Regions from separate parts of the Homo sapiens genome. Here region 1 is linked to region 2. Evidence: chromatin contacts called from ENCODE Hi-C or POLR2A ChIA-PET data. All regions are on one chromosome and are shown on one strand. Each heading gives the region's core, a stretch centred on a gene start or an enhancer-like site at or near the end of the contact. The rest is flanking DNA. Distances are from core to core; before and after follow the strand shown.

Region 1 (5,454 bases), core at 231-2,730, 260 kb after region 2:
ACTTTGATTTAAAATGGGATATTGCCTTCTCAAAGTATTTTTTCCACTATGAAGTATATAGAAGTATGTATTTAATGTGTCTTAAAGTCCACTAGTGGAAGTATTACTATCACCTTTTTTCAAGGCTCATTACCTAAAATTTTTCTAAAATTAAAAGCAAAGACAAATATGCCTTACATTTAGACCAAATTAAAAAAATGGATCTTTATTTTGGATAGTCCCTTTACCTGTGCTTTACTTTCATTATCACAAAAATATCCTTAACTCTTAGCATTTCATAACAACTGTGACCAATTTTTATTATGTAGTTGGAAGTGTTAAGAATCTGAAGAGAAGGCCTTTTACAGTGATTATCTTTGTGAACAGTGTTTAGATACGTTTTGGAGACCTGTTGAAACAAATACCCTACTCTTTTTTTTTTTTTTTTTGAGATAGAGTCTTGCTCTGTTGCCCAGGCCGCAGTACAGTGGATGATCTCAGCTCACTGCAACCTCTGCCTCCTGGGTTCAAGTGGTTCTCCTGCCTCAGCCTCCCAAGTAGCTGGGATTACAGGCACGGGCCACCATGCCTGGCTAATTTTTGTATTTTTGTAGAGATGGGGTTTCACCATGTTGGCCAGGCAGGTCTCAAACTCCTGACCTCAAGTGATCTGCCCACTTCGACCTCCCAAAGTGCTGGGATTACAGGTATGAGCCACTGTGCCTGGCCCAAATACCCTACTCTTTATTGATTGTCTCACACTGATTGATAATGGTCAGTTCCTCAGGCATACCATATGTCTTTAAAATATTATAAAAAACTTTGTAAAGTCTTTTGTTTTATAAACAGCTTATCTGGGCTAGGCCTGGAGCATATTCATAGACTGTCCCTTTATGCAATTCCTGGGCAAGTGCATGGCTTTGAAAAAGACTGGAGCTGAAAAGCATAATGTGTACTTTTGGCCTGGGGATTCTTTATAGAGAGTATGCAGATTTCCCCAAGGAAAACTGATTTTGCATGCAAAAGCTGTCTCTATAATTATAACAATTTCCTCTTGCCCTTTTTAAAAAAAAATTCAGCTTCTCAAATTGGTACGTATAAAATTTTACCCTTTCCACAAAAGCAGGCCTTGCTGAAGGAACTGACTGCTGAAAAATCTCATGCCAAGTCCCTAAAGCAGCTAAAGGGAGACATTATAAGTTTTGAAATGCAGCAGTCTAGGAGGTGAAGGAATGGCGGTCCTGTGAGCCTTGACATCAATTTATGTGAGTGTGTGTGCAAGGTGCCATCCCACAGCTTATACTTAGAAGAAAAATGGACTCTTTAAAGTAAAGCTTGTTAATTGAGTTTTTCTTTTTCTGAGGGTTGTGCTTACATGGTTTAAATTGTAATAAAAATTAAAATGCTTGAAATGTTTTAGAGTCGGAGCCCTTTGCTGCTTTAGCTCATGGGCACCTCCAAGAATGCTTCCTCAGATAGCAGCACAAAACACTGGCAGTTCTCCAAGAGAACATTCTTTGAGAACCTCACTGTGATTGGGAAAGGGAACTTCACATTCTGATTGTGCAGAAGTGCCCGCGGGATGTGTAGTCTACATTCTAAGGTTGCTTGTTGTCTTCCATGGAAAGTGTTATTTTATTATATCTTTCAGATATGTTATAGGTGGGAAAATCCGAATAACTGCTTTTATCTTGGTCAGGAAATACAGGGAATTGGTGTACTGGGGAAGATCACATATTACGAGACACACTTTAATTACCTTTGTGGAGTATTACTTTTCTAATAACCAAACTTGTTAAAATGCTAAATTTTATTTGTGTTTTAATAACCCAGATTGCTAAATTGCTAAATAATCTAATATACTAAATTGCTAAAATAATGCCAAACATAATTAAACTTTCATTTGGTTCTGAACAATTTTCAGTGTCCCCAAGTCATTATCAATATTGCATTAATGTAGAAATCTAGTCATTTGGCGTCCCTATTAATAGAATGCCAAACAAATTGAGTCAGACATATATACCTAGTGTTGTGTTGCATGCAGCAGGGTAGAAAGGGAGTGCCTAATCAAGCTCACAATGTGATTTTTGCTCAAGTTGTGATGTCTGGCCAGGCGCAGTGGCTCACGCCTGTAATCCCAGCACTTTGGGAGGCTGAGGGGGGCGGATCACTTGAGATCAGAAGTTTGAGACCAACCTGGCCAACATGGTGAAACCCTGTCTCTATTAAAAATACAAAAATTAGCTGGGTGTGGTGGTGCACGCCTGTAATCCCAGCTACTCGGGAGGCTGATGCAGGAGAATTGCTTGAACCCGGGAGGCAGAGGTTGTAGTGAGCTGAGATCATGCCATTGCATTCTAGCCTGGGGAACAGAGAGAGACTTTGTCTTAAAAACCTAGAGGGACTTACTCCTGTTGGAGGCACACATTTCTAACGAGATAATTTGGGATTGACATAGGACTGTGCTTAATAAGGTGTTCAGAGGGGTGGTGCTGATGCTAGGAACGGAGAAGACAAAGTAAGATGATGGCAATGTTGAGTTAAGCTGGGCAGTGACCTGATTTGTTTATCATTTGGAGGAGAAGTCAGAAAAAAAAAGAAACAGCCTAGGTAGAGGATTAGAGATGAGTATGAATATTGAGTGTGTCAGGGAGGGTAATGATAGTCTGAGCTCACTGCATTAAGATGAAGTGTTAAACACTAATAATGTTGAAGCTTATTCCAAACCCCTAGCTTTTCCCCTTTTTCCTTCTAATTACTACTCAGCAAGGTAATGAGTGATGGCTCAAATGTGGGATTAATCAGGGGAGGAAGACTATCAAGTTCTGTTCTGTTTGTGCATCCAGGGGAGAAGCTGCTTAGAGCAGTAGCCAGTTGTTGTCAGCACTCTTCCCCCAACCCCAAATTAAAGGCAGCTTTCTGGAATCATATTATGGCACCTGGGGAGGATTAACATGGCTTCCTAAGATGCCTGAGTAACGACATTTCTTCCTGTCAAAGCACACTGCTGTAAAAGAACACACTTCCTGATGATGGCCTTGACCGACCTCACGTTTAAGGGCCTGTGCACAGTTCTGTTACCTGGAGTAGGTGATCTGTGACACCGGCCTTTGGTTGCTGTGTTTGGCCATGAATCCACCCTGATGACTATGAACTTCACAGAGTAATTGGCCAGGATATCCCTTCCCTTACTGTCATACTTGCTGAGGTGTTAGTTCTGCAAATAGTATCCTTTGTGGATCTTTGTGTTTGTTTGAGTAGGTGAAGGACTTTATTTTATATTCTTTTTCTCTAGTTACTTCCTTATTTTAATAAGTAAACCTTATTCTAAGGGTTAGTTTCTATGCTGAGAACAGTGGGTCTCTAGACTACTTAAAATTTTCCATAAATCTTACGTTATTCATTTTGTAAATCCTGAATAAATTGAAACGAGAACAGTGCTGATGGTCCTCATAGAAACTGAGGTGGAATGTGTACACATTTTAAAATTTATTTAAATGAGGTGCTTCTAGGTATAACACATATATAACCCTCCCTATATATTATTTAATAATAAAAATACCTCTACACTATAGTGCTTTATGAATAGATTTTTAAAACTTCTTCTTCTTTTTTTTTAATACTTTAAGTTTTAGGGTACATGTGCACAATGTGCAGGTTTGTTACATATGTATACATGTGCCATGTTGTTGTGCTGCACCCATTAACTCGTCATTTAACATTAGGTATATCTCCTAATGCTATCCCTCCCCCCTCCCCCCACCCCACAACAGGCCCTGGTGTGTGATGTTCCCCTTCCTGTGTCCGTGTGTTCTCATTGTTCAATTCCCTCCTATGAGTGAGAACATGCGGTAAAACTTCTTATAGTATAATTGAAATGTAAATTTAGTGTAATTAATATGAATTTATTCATTTAATTTGGATTATTGATGGGCTTGATTCTTCTTAATCCTAATGAATACTTGCAGGCCACAGGTAGTTGTTTAGCATTAGCAAAGTTTATCTTAAATTATTTCATATAATTATATTTTAAGTATGATTTTAGGCTCTAGATTTGGCCTTTTTCAAATTTGTAATATGCTTTATCAAACATTAAACACCATTTTAAAGTAATGTAACAGGAATTTGGGAAACAGAAAAACATACCTCTTTTATAATTTTAGTACTTTAACATAAGAGCCAATATCGTTTTTTGTACATTTTGAATCCTCCACATGGACCACACATATTTATAGCTAGAAATGTGAATATATATATATAATTTTGTATTATTCTTCACTTATAAAATTAGCATTTCTGATATTGTATCCGTGTGTGTGTGCGCGTGTGTGTGTGTGTGTATGGCTTCAAATCTTTTATGAAACAAAATTTAAAGTTATGAAAATATTAGTGCCCAGTTCAATTCCCCTCACTCCACTCCATTTCACATTCCCCAGAAGTAACTTTTCAGAATTCTATTTTTCTTTTCTGTTTATGTTTTTATACTCTTGTCTCATGTATGTGTCCCTTATATGTACGTATAAGATATATATGTGTGCACATATATATACATTGTGCATGTACATAGATACACACATGCAGAGTATTGTTGTGTATTCTAAAAATGTACATATCTGCAACCATTTTGTCTGCCCAGTTCTATTCCATTAGTTTTGCCTCACCTATCCTTATATCAGTATCACAGAGCTAAGACTAGGATGAGGCAAGCAAGGTGCGCTGGACATAGAATTGGTGCAGACATCTGCCCTTAGGCTGTAGGAGCCTCGGTTGCCTTCCCTAATCTCAGCCATGACAATAGCTTTATAGAAACTTTTGGTATGTGGTAGGTTGAAGTCTTGGCTATTTTTGGCCCCTTTACCCTTCAAATAAATTTTAAAAAACAGCTTGTCAAGTTCCATGAAAAAAAATCCCAGTGGAAATTTGACTTGAATATATGAAATTTATAGATTAAATGAGGGTGGGGAATGGACATCTTTAACATATCGAGTCTACCCACCTATGTATATGCTGGCTCTAACTATTGATTTAGGTCATTTTTAATGTCTCTCAAAAATTACTTTTTCTATAACATCCTGCATGTTTTTTATTCAACTTATTTCTGCATGCCTTAGAGTTTTTGTTGTTGTGAATGTGAATTTTTAAAACTGAATTTTCTAATTCATTGTGGTTGGTGTATACGAAAGCGTTGGTTTTTGAATGTCCCTGCTTTTTCTGCAGCCTTGCTTAACACTCCAATTTGTCCGAATTTGTCTACAGATTCATTTGGATTTCTTCTGTAGAGAATTCTATTATCTGTAGTTACTTGGTTTTCATACTTGTAACTTAATGACTATATAATACTTCATTCATCATTTACTTTGCTGTTGAACACATGGGAAGTTCCTGATAGCTTCTATTTTAAATACAATTATAGTGTACACCTTCATACATTTTTTCACCTTTCCAGTTATTTTATTGGGATTCAATTTTGTAATT
Region 2 (5,374 bases), core at 264-2,763:
AGTCCATATAAGATAGCCTCAGGAAAAAATTAAATGCCCAGATAAAAAGTATGCAGCTTGACAAATTTTTACAGAATTTATGAAATTACCACTTGTGTCAAGATACAGAACATTATCAACACCCCAGAAACTTCCCTCGTGCTCCAACCCAGTCAGTACTACCTCCATCCGGAAGTAACAGCTATTCTGATGTCAGTCAACACAGAGATTAGTTTTTCTGTTTTGCAACTTTATATAAACAGTCATACAGTCTATAGTTCTTTGCATCTGGCTTCTTTTTTTGTTGTTGTAGATAGCTGTAGTCGGGTTTTTAAAAATTGCTATAAAGTATGTGAATACACCACACTTCATTTACCCATTCCACTGTTGATGGACATTTAGGTTGTTTCCAGCTTTTGCCTATTACATGTGGTGCTTCTATGAACACTTGTACTGGGGGAAAAAAAATGCCAGGGTTAAGGGTAACTGCCTCTAAATTGCAACTTCAGTTCAAGCAAAGAAAAGAGAACATTTCCCTAGAAAGATTCTCTTACTTTTGTGTGAGTCTCCTAAATGATGACACTCAGAATAAGACGCTTTCTTCTCCTTCCACAGTCCCCTGTGCTGAGGCATTTTATGTGATTGTGTGTGTAAGCTTCAAAGCGTTATTCAACAAAGAAGCGCTGTTCTCCCAAGCTCTAACCATTTACTCGTAATGGGCATATGGTATTTCGAGTGCTGTACTTTACTATTTCACCACTAGAGGGCAAGAGGAGCCCCACAATGCTTGACATTGCCAGATCTGCAGTCAAAATGATTAATCATGAGGCAAAAACAAGAAGCCAGAGGGAAAAAAGGAAGAGCTCACAAAGGCAAAATAAACATCCATAAACTTAAACTTTCCTGGGTAGGGAAGATCTGAAAAATGTCACCCATGAGCCACTTTCTAACACTCGTTCCATCTTTCTTTTTCCAGTGTGCAAAACTCAATTGCACAGTCCTCAGTTGCTGAAACTACCACCCAACAGGGTGGGACTAGATCAGGCAGACAGATCTCAGAGGGCATTTTTTTTTAGCACTGCCTAGAGCCTTGGTTATTAGGAAGCCGAGAATCTTGCAGAGGTCCCAGGCCTCAGGGGCTCTGAACAAGCAACAGAGAGTTCTGTGATTTCTTCTTCATTCTAAGTAATATTTCTTCCAATAACACCATGGTGTTTACTAAAATCAAGGCACTAATGAGTAAGGCTACCAGCCCCAACACCTCTCCTTTTTCTCCTCTTCTCCCGGGTCCAGGCCCTTCTACCTGCCACAAACTTAATCAAGATTACAGAATGGAGATGTGTTGTTTTTTGCAAGGGGAGGGGAGTAGGGAAATTAATTACGAAGCCAAGTTGCTGTTAAACTATTTATAATAAATTTCTACTGGAAAAGGACCTTTGGCTGACAATCGTTTTCTTCTGCCTCGGCATGACCAAATACAGTAAGAATTCAAAAGGAAAACTGAAAAGCGAGGAAGAGCCCACAGCTGGAGCAGTCTGTTTTCACGTCTCCACGCTGGCGAACGACAAACTCGGCAAGGAGCCTCCTGTGTATTTCCTGTCCTCGTTATCTCAGTTCTTGCTCTGAAGGGCTAAGAAGCCTTCACCGTTAGCCAAGACTCCTTCGTGCTTCAGCTTAATTTTCCTTGCATAATTTTAAATACAGATCATGTCTACAGTACAGCAATTAATGGATAGCCTAAAGACTTATTATTTCAAACTAATTGATATGTAGGAAAAGTTTAAATAACATAACGGAGAGGGGAAATTTTAAACGATGTATGCACAATGAATTTAAAATTTCTCTCTGTTGCAGATGGTAGCAAAAACATATGATTAATAGGGGGATGTGATCAAAATGTAGAACTGACTTGGAAATCTTTCTCTTTTTGATATTCTTGAGCATATGATTGGAAGGAAGAAAGATTCAGACATTTCAGAAATGGGGTAAGGGGTGCAGGGGAGAGCAGATTCTTCCCCCCCCACTCACTCCCACCAATTCTAGGGAGTTATCTCACAAGATAAAAGAACACCTGAGTATATTTTGAGTTGTGCTGTTAGGTCAGAAATAAGAAATGGGAGAAGAATGCCATTATTTCCATTCTAACTCTTTGGTCAAATCCCCCTCTTGAGATAAACTTGAGAGAGAAGTCTACAAAGACCAAGTTCACCCAGCTGCAGCAGAACCTGTTCCAAGTCACCAGCACTCCCAGACCCAGGATTCCCTCCAAATTCTAAGAAATGTGCTGTGATGAATCACCTCACTGACACACAAAAAAACAAAAATCTTTCTAATTTCCCCATTCACATTCCAGCAAGTTTAATAGGAAAGTTTAGAAAACTCATCTGAAGAAAGAATACTCTTCAAATGGGAGAGAGCAGGAACATTTTGTTCTAAGAAGGGATTGAGACCTAATGATGCCAGACAACATTTTAAATATCAGAACACAGCATTTGTAAGAAAATAGAATCTGCTTCAACCATAAACCATAAGGGGGGAAAACTACCTTTAAAATGTATTTTCTTCATATCAAATTCATGTCATAAGAATATCTGAATGACTTCTGGCCAAGTCACTTAAATTTTGTGGTCTTCAGTCTTTTTGGTCTTCTCAGATGTAAAATTTGCCACAGACTGGTTATTTTTTAGAACCCTTTCTTCCCTTCTGTTCTCCTACTTTATTTAGGTAGCTCTACACACACATTTTGAAAATTGGATGAACAACCTCCTTCTCATTGGTCCATGCAAGACCATATTACTGTATTTATAATATAATACACACCCATATACACCACAAAAACTACAATACTGGTTTCTCCCCCTCTGGTACCCTGGCCTTTCATTCTCCACCCTCTGCCCTTCAAGGTAACAATGAATCTGAAACGTGTGCATGTATATATTCCTGTTTTTTATATTTACATGGTTATAGATATACATGTGCATATATATCATGCATATGTATTCCTATAACACTTTATTTTTTTATCTTAGTTGTTTTAACTTCATAAAAATGGTATCATATGGAGTATCATATTGAAATATGATAATGTAAGTTAAAGGACCATACTGAACCTATACTGTATAAAATTTGGGGGAGCCTACAATTTTTCACTTAAAAATATGTTGCTTACTTTGGGAGGCTGAGGCTGGTGAATCACTTGAGGCCAGGAGTTCGAGACCAGCCTGGCCAACATGATAAAACCCTGTCTATACTAAAAATACAAAAATTAGCTGGGCGTGGGGGCACACGCCTGTAGTTCCCAGCTACTGGGGAGGCTGAGGCATGAGAATTGCTTCAGCCAGGGAGGTGGAGTTTACAGTGAGCCGAGATCACACCACTGCACTCCAGCCTGGGCAACAGAGCAAGACTGTGTCTCAAAAAAATAAATAAATAAAAAGAGCCAGACACAAAAAAGTATATACATTATTATTCAGTGTATATGAAGAGTTAGAAAATATGCTATCTTGGGTAGGGGACAGGATGGCTAGTGATTGGAAGGTGGCAGGTAGAGGTCTTATGGAGTGCTGGTATTGATCTGAGTGCTGGTTAAATGGGTGTGTTCACTTTGTGGAAGAAAATCCTAAGTCCATGAATTTGTTGTATCAGTTAGCTATTGCTGTATAACAAATTCCACCACAAAACTCAGGGGCCTAAAACAATAAGCATTTATTATTATCCACAAGCTGGTGAGCTGGGAAGTTCTCCTGGTCTTAGTTGTTCTCACTTATGTGTCTGGAGTCAACTGAGCATGAGGTGGACAGCTCTGCTGGTGATACTGGTTGGACCCGCTTTCATGTTTGAGGGTCACTTGGATGTAGGTTGGTCTAATATGGCCTCTGCTAGAACGACCGGATCTCTCCACTTAGTCTCTAATCTGTGAACAGACACGCCCAGGCTTGTTCACTTGCTGGTGGCAGGGTTTCAATAGCAAGAGTAGAGGCACATGTGGCCCTTTGAGAACAACTCAGCACTGCAACAGTATCACTTTTGTCATATCCTATTGACAAAACAAGTCACAAAAGAGGAGTGAAGAATGGTGGGTTTTTGAAAACTCAATCTACCACACTTCTCTTATGTGAACTTCTCTCTGTGTACTAATGAAAAAAATTTAAATAAAGTATATCTAAGTATAAGGTATCTATATTGTTAAATGTTGCTATAGTTTATTTTGACTTATTCTATTCCATGAATGTATCGCACTTATCCATTCTACTGTCAGTTTGCATTTAGTGATGTCCAGTTGATTGCTGTTTTAAGCAGATCTGCTGTGAACATGCCATCTCATATCTCCTAGTATGCAAACTCTGTACCAGAAGTTTTCTTGGTTGTATACCAAACTGTGGAATTACTGGGCCATAGGGAATATGAATCTTCCATTTTACATGATGATGCTAAATTGTCTTCTGAAGTAACTATACCACTTTACACTTTCTTCAGCAATATATGAAAGACTGTATTACCCTGACACTTGCCAATAGTTGATATTAACGTCAGACTTCCTAATATTTCCTACTAAGATGAGTATGAAATGATATCTCAATGTGGTCTAGATCTGCCTTTTTCTGATCAGTGAAGAAACTGACCATCCCTTCTATTTAGTTTGTTTTTGTTTTGCCTTTAGCCACATGTTCCTTCTTAAGCAAAATGCCTCTTTGTATCTTTTGGTAATTTTTTTCAATTGAGTGATTGGTCTTCTCATTACTTCATAACAATTCTTTATATATTCTCAATACTATTCTTTTGTCAGATGTGTTTGTTGTGAAAATATTTGCCCAGTTTATCACTTGCTTCTCACCTTATTGAGGGTGTCATTTGAATAAGTTTCATAATTTTAAGTATTTGAATTAAATTTTTATTTAATTTTTATTGTTAGCTTTACTTGAGGCCTATTTAGCCAATCCTTAACTACCCCAGGATCTGAAATAGATTAAAGGTTTAGCAGTCAAAACATAAACTAAATACTGTTTCATTTGCACTCACACACACACACCACGGCCTGCTCTTGTTACAAGCAGTTTTGGTAATGCGGCTCCTGTGTTCATTATGAAATATTTAGGTATGGACTTGTCCTCAGTAATAGCATCTAAATATCACAAACTCAGGAAATCTAAATTGTTCTGACAAGTTACAAGAATAATTTCAAAGAACATTTTCTTTTGGCAGTAGACCCTGATGTTGTGTAGTAATGGAAATGTTTAAATTCCAATGATAGGACAGGGATGGCCCTGGCTAGAATAACACAAAAATCATTCAAATCTAAATGGCATAAGGCTGCAGCAGTCCAAGTGAGATCCCTCGGGGAGTCTTGGACCTTTTCCAAGATGTAGGCTCTCTACAGTGTGAGTGTGCAGAGATT

Evidence for each region. A loop is a pair of places that touch in the nucleus more often than their neighbours do. ChIA-PET counts read pairs that join two places held with the same protein, here RNA polymerase II (POLR2A). Pooled maps may share reads with other maps.
Region 1: a loop to region 2 is called in a map of MCF 10A, with 4 times the contacts of the local background. The contact joins two enhancer-like sites. A Hi-C loop is called at or near these places in 2 of 168 maps with a recorded cell type or tissue (IMR-90 and MCF 10A) and 6 of 50 pooled maps. POLR2A ChIA-PET finds 5 or more read pairs at or near these places in 1 of 52 experiments (HEK293T).

Annotation. Positions count from the first base shown.
Region 1 is chr20:9,111,846-9,117,299 of GRCh38, forward strand. The region is part of intron 2 of PLCB4 (phospholipase C beta 4); the gene reads left to right. Among named protein-coding and RNA genes, the nearest start is that of PLCB4, 45 kb to the left of the region's middle. Within about 2 kb of position 1,481, at least 2 of the 41 ENCODE cell types and tissues checked have a DNase peak (open chromatin) inside an H3K27ac peak, as active enhancers do.
Region 2 is chr20:8,853,223-8,858,596 of GRCh38, forward strand. The region is part of intron 31 of PLCB1 (phospholipase C beta 1); the gene reads left to right. Among named protein-coding and RNA genes, the nearest start is that of RNU105B, 25 kb to the left of the region's middle. RefSeq lists a silencer at 5,280-5,374. Within about 2 kb of position 1,514, at least 15 of the 41 ENCODE cell types and tissues checked have a DNase peak (open chromatin) inside an H3K27ac peak, as active enhancers do.